Linked DNA regions of Mus musculus: region 2 is linked to region 1. A link is a loop called in an ENCODE intact Hi-C map of the cell type or tissue named here. Cell type or tissue: left cerebral cortex. All regions are shown on one strand. Links, peaks and the distances in the headings refer to the core of each region. The heading gives the core; the rest is flanking DNA.

Region 1 (2,906 bases), core at 208-2,707:
TTTTTTAAAAAATTATTCTCAGGAGCAGCATATCCTAAGTAAGTAAGTTTTTCCTTGTTCTTCTCTTACAGGTGAACAAGCTGCCAGTCTGTGGTCATCTGCAGAGGGACGCTTTACTGGACAGGTCCTACAAGAAGCCAGGCAAGTCACTAGCTGAGGGCAGAACAAAGATTTGAATATCGGGCTATCACTCACTGGTGCTGGTCCCCTCTTACCCTTGTAACTCAGTTTTCTCATCTGTAGAATGGGCAGAACCTCTAAGATCTCAAGTAGGCCATTTGTCTAGACCAGGTCCACACCCAGAATACCAGAACAGCCTAATGAACTTGGGTGGTGAGGGGCAGGTGCAGACGTGACTGTCCAGCCAGGGATGGGCGCATCAGCCAGATGCACAAAAACAACCAAATAAATCAGGCCAAGGAACTCCTAATCCTTCCCGGCTGTGGCTGCTACTGCTCACAGGGCCTGGAAGCAGGGCACTGCTTGGCCAAAAGCAGAGTCTGGCCAAGAGACTCCGAGTGATGCCTGGCCATCAAGACTGACTCTGCTCCCGCGGGGGATGTGAGAAGAGGCCCTCCGGACTGGTGACTCAGACCTCCCTGACCCCCTCCTGGGTGGGCACTTTCCAGCGCCTACGTCTATTTTTAGACCTGGCTCCAGGTCTGAGTACAGAATAGCAGGAAGGAGGGTGAAGGAAGCTTGAGACGCCCGCGCCTGAGTAGCTCCTCCTCTAGGGCTCAAGCCTTGAGGCCCTCCAGCTGTCCACCTAGAAATGAATAGAAGCACGAGGGTGCGAGCGTCATCTCCTACGTAGTGGGTGCATCGCAGGCACAGACAGGGATGAGTGAGTTCCCTCTCCCCCTCCCACCAGGCCTGGCAGTTCTAGAGAGCTGGGTGTGGCCTCTGTTAAGTGAAGCCAGGAGCCTCCTGTTGCTGAAGTGTTTGTCTATTGGACTGAAGGCCAGGGCTGGAGGGGCCCTGGCTACTGAGCGGGCGAGATTGAGAGCGGAGAGAGCTGCCAGATTCAGGAACCCAGATCCCTCCTAGCTGTCTGTCACGCCCCCAGGACTCCCTATAGCCACGCCCTCACCGACCACGCCCTGAACTACTGTTGCTCTCCTTTATGGAAAGCGAGCCCTCCTCCCCACCCCACCCTACCCCTGTTTCCAACTTTGCCCTGCCCACCCATGATCAACTATCCACACTGTCCCAAGGTTTAGAGGGCCTGGGTGCTGGGGCATGGGGCAGATGTGAGAGAACTGAGCACCCACCTTTAACCCCCGCCCCAACCCCTCCTCTCTGGCATTAGATCAGAGAGGAAAGGCGTCGGGGCTGGGGGATAGGAAGTCAGCAATGGTGAGGCCTTTGGATACCTAAGGTATAGGAAGCATCTGCTTGAGACAGAGAAGCTAGAAGGGCTGAGACAGCTCTGAGCACCAGAACAAGCTTGTAGAGACAGACCTCACGATGGCTCTTAGGTAGAGAGAGGTCCTTAGGCCAAAACCCACCACTAGGCCCCCAGAGAGTGAGGTCACATTTCTGAGGGATGAAGGGAGCGGAACACATGTGGGACCTGGCTTTTGGGAGGTCCAAGTCGAGGACCATCCTTCTGTGGTGAGGGGCGGATGATGGGAGGTGGAGCCCGTTCTCCCGGCACCCTCTAGTGGGAAGCTGAGGAATTGCGGAGAACAGATGGAGGGGGGGGGGAGCGCTAAGCCTCCTCCCTCTCTCTGTTCCTCCAGGACCTGCACACCACCCTTCTGGGGAATATCCACAGGGTTTCCCCTCACTGGAAACAGGAGCCATTCTAGTGGCTATATTCCAGCCCCAAGCCCTGTCTGTCTCTTGTTGCTTAGGATCACTTCCAAGCTGCGTTCTGTCTGTCCCAGCCACTGGTCCCTGAAGCACCTGCCAGCTGCTGCCTCCTGTCTGTCTCTTGCCCCATCTATTCCTGATGGACAGGCAGTGTTTCTACAACAGATATCTAGCAGTATAACTCTCATGATTAAAATATCCCCGTAGCTTCTCAGGGTCCAGAGAAACTTCACACTTGGGACTTGAAATGGTCTCTTCATCATTAGCCTCACCTTCTGTGGACTTCATCCCACTGGAGGCTCCTTCTGTCTTTCCATCCCATCTGAGCCCTCCCTGACATTGACCTAATCCTTACCATTGGGGGGTGGGTAGCTTCCATGGCCCCCAGAACACCTCTACTGTGTACAGATCAGTCTCTGCCTAGGACTCTAGCTGCCGGTTGTTCTGCAGGACAGCATATCGAGTTATTAATTGCTTTCCTCTTCCTCTCTCTCCTCCCATTTCCAAGCCAAGGCCTTTGATTTTCCTAGCCTGGGGGAACTGTGCTGGGTAGCACACAGGAGCTGCTTGAAGTCTGATGGCTCTTGCCTACTTTTGTAAAAGGAACCTTCTGGAAGCAACTGTGCCAGGTGTTCTCAAGGGAGGAGCTGAATAGGACAAAGGGGGAAGAGGTTGGTGACTGGTTGCTGGGGAGCGGCAGTGGGGGCTACTGAAGGTGGAGACTGTCCTTAATAGATGACAGGTGTGGGTGAGGGTAACACAGCTGGGGAAAACGGAACCTAGGTATTGAGATACTGGCACTGTCCCCAAGCAACAGAGGAAGAGCTGGCTCGGTGGATCTCAAGACTCCCATGGGGTCTGCAACCCTATAGATGGAACAACAATATGAACTAACCAGTACCCCCAGAGCTCGTGTCTCTAGCTGCATATGTAGCAGAAGATGGCATAGTCGGCCATCATTGGGAAGAGAGGCCCCTTGGTCTTGCAAACGTTATATGCCCCAGTACAGGGGAATGCCAGGGCCAAGAAGTGAGAGTGGGTGGGTAGGGGAGCAGGGTGATAGGAGGGTATAGGGGACTTTCTGGATAGCA
Region 2 (2,906 bases), core at 233-2,732, 150 kb before region 1:
CACTTGCCATTTTATCCTCCATTCTGTGCTCCTTCAGTCCCACTGTTTCTATTTATTTTCATAAGTTTATTCGTTTAGTGTGTGGAGGGGCGTGGATGTGTCACAGTGCACACTTGGCGGTCAGGGGCAAACCTTGGGAGCAGCTCTCCCCTTCCGCCTTTGAGACTGGAGCTTGACTCCAGGTTGTCAGGGTGACGCAGACATCTCAAACCACTGAGCCACAGAGCCTTGTTTTATGTTTTAAAAAAATCTTTATTATAAAAAACGTTGTTGGGAGCTGGCGAGATGGCTCAGCGGGTAAGAACACTGACTGCTCTTTTGAAGGTCCTGAGTTCAAATCCCAGCAACCGCATGGTGGTTCACAACCATCCGGAATGAGAACTGACGCCCTCTTCTGGTGTGTCTGAAGTCAGCTACAGTGTACTTATGTATAATAATAAATAAATCTTTAAAAACAAAACAAAACAAAACAAAAAAACCAAAAACATTGTTAATGAAAACCATCACACACCAACCAGAATTAACCAGTCCCAAAGCTATACAAGTCAGAGACCTTCTATACTGAATGGTCATTTAACCCTTCCTCGGCCTTTCTTTTTATTTCTTTCCTACATGTTATCCTGTGCCTACATGTACATTTGTGTGTGTGTGTATACAATAGATATATACACATATACTATTGGCTATATTACACACATGGAGCAGGGCATGCAGGTTTTTTTTCTGAGAGTCTGTGACCTAGCTTAATATTTAAATCCCAGCCATTTCCTATAAACTTTGTGATTATACTTTTTGTTTGTTTTGAGATGGGAATCTCACTGTGTCGCTCTGGTTGTCCTGGGATTTAATATGTAGACCAGGCTATCCTGGAACTCACAGAAGCCCACCTGCCTCTGCCTTCTGAGTGCTTGGATTACAGACGTGCGCCACCACACCAGACATCACCTGTGCTCTGAACTTTTGTCTGTCTTCCTTTGTGAAGTCATCGGTACAACAGGCCAAACTGCCCAGAGCCAGGAAATGTCCAATAAATGTCACAATAAAAGGGGACTTCCTGCTCAGCGTATGGTGGCTACTCCCTTTCTTCTGGGAACTCCTTGACCCTGGCTGCCCAGCGCCCTGACAGTCTCAGCTGTCATATCATTTAGGAGGGGGCAGGGCAGGGTGGACAAAGAATACCAAGTAGCCCAGGCTCGCCTCAAACTTGCTCTATAGTTAAAAGAGCGGCCTCTGTAGAGGTGGAGAGTGTGGCTCAGAGAGATGAGGTCACCTGCCCAGGCTCTTACAGCTGATAAAAACCAGACTGGCTGGAGAAATGCTTAGAAATCAGGAACGCTGGTTGCTCTTCCAGAGGCCTGGGTTCAATTCCCAGCACCCACATGGCAGTTCACACTAGTCTCTAACTCCAGTTCCAGAGAATCCTCTTCTGACCATCCCGGATGCTGGGCATGCAAGTGCACACACATACATGTAAGAGAAGCATTCATACCTAACAAGTCAATAAATAATTTTTTAATTAAAAAAATTAAAAGAAAAAAAAAAACAAACAGAGGTATGCAGTAAACTTTGAGCTAGCTTACGTGCGATCTAACCTCTTCTTCCCTAGTCTGTGCAGTGCCCTCTTTGAGACTTGATCTCTCCATACGTAATGAGTAAGGTGGTCCAGTCTGAGTCTCTGAGCTTCTCCTTCAGTTCCACGCTAGCCCTGACACGGGAAGCCTGTCCCGGAGAATTCCCTGTCGGCCACAAGATGGCAGTGGTGTGCAGCGAGAGCCTGAGGTTCGGGATGACACTGCAGGCCAGGTTTGTTTAGTTGTCTCTGCTTCTTGTTGTGGTAATAAAGAGGAGATGACTTAGCTTGAGGTTCAAAACCTCGTTTCCCCTCCATCTCACTCCATTTAACAGACTCTGGAAGATGCCTCCTCTAACATGGGGGAGGGGCGCCGACATAAGTTTGCTAACCCTTTCCAGGCTGAGTTCCTATTGGTTCTCACACCTGCCAGTCTTTGCTCCCTACATGACACGGTTGAACTTGTCTTTCACGGTCCTTCCCTCTTTTTTATTTGTTCATACAGGGTCTCACTATGCAGCGCCGGTGGACCTCAAACTCGTAGAGGTCTGCTTGCTTCTGCCTCCTAACTGCTGGGGTTAACGGCATGCATCATCACTCCATGACATCTTATTTATCTATCTATAGACAGGCTCTTACGCAGTAACTCTGGTTGTCTGAGAACTCACTCTGTAGACCAGGCTGGCCTCCAAATCACAGAGACCTGCCCGTCTCTGCCTCCCGAGTGCTGGGATTAAAGTCACTCACATTCAGCTCCCTCCCTCATTCTTAAGGTTCAGCCCCATCCCACCCCCACCCCCACCCCCACCCCTTAACCCACCCTCCACCCCTGCCTCGAGGATTCAGGTGTATGGGAAGTAGAGAGGGGGGAGTTGAGCAAGACTTGCTGCCCTCTTGACAGAGGACAGAGGCCGCTTGATATATCTCCGAATTGAGGTCAGTCTGGTCTACAGAATGAGTTCGTGGATAGCCAGAGATACATAGAGAAAACCCAGTCTTGAAAAGCAAACAACCCCCCCCCCCCAAAACAAGAAATTACAAAAGCAAACAATGGAAATAGAACCACATTACAAGGAAAAAAAGAGAAGAGTTCCTTTTTAAAATTAATTTTTGGAAAAGCTAAAGAAATGGCTCTACGGTTAAGAACACTTGTTGCTCTCATAGAGGACCCAGGTTTGATTCCCAGCACCCACATGGCAGCTCACAGCCATCTGTAACTTCAGTTCCTCATGATCCAACTCCCTCCTCTGGGTACCAGAGATGTATATACATACATACATACATGCACACAGGCAAAACACTTATACACATAAAATAAAATAAATGAATCCAAAAA

Evidence for each region. A loop is a pair of places that touch in the nucleus more often than their neighbours do. Peaks named below come from ENCODE experiments on the same cell type or tissue, not always from the same donor. Only the 100,000 strongest peaks of a DNase experiment are listed, where the experiment ranks them.
Region 2: it touches region 1 in a loop (4-fold over the local background); 10 of 42 quality-filtered maps call a loop at or near these places.

The regions. Positions count from the first base shown.
Region 1 is chr4:130,035,048-130,037,953 of GRCm38, reverse strand. Gm12963 (a long non-coding RNA gene) reads left to right here. Exons shown (of 6, transcript XR_003955360.1): 3 at 72-141. Among named protein-coding and RNA genes, the nearest start is that of Col16a1, 11 kb to the left of the region's middle. In left cerebral cortex, for the core only: a CTCF peak has its summit at 1,653 (motif pointing left); DNase peaks (open chromatin) are centred at 803 and 1,627; H3K27ac peaks cover 1,262 bases.
Region 2 is chr4:130,187,994-130,190,899 of GRCm38, reverse strand. No RefSeq gene overlaps it. Among named protein-coding and RNA genes, the nearest start is that of Tinagl1, 15 kb to the right of the region's middle. In left cerebral cortex, for the core only: a CTCF peak has its summit at 1,737 (motif pointing right); a DNase peak (open chromatin) is centred at 1,762.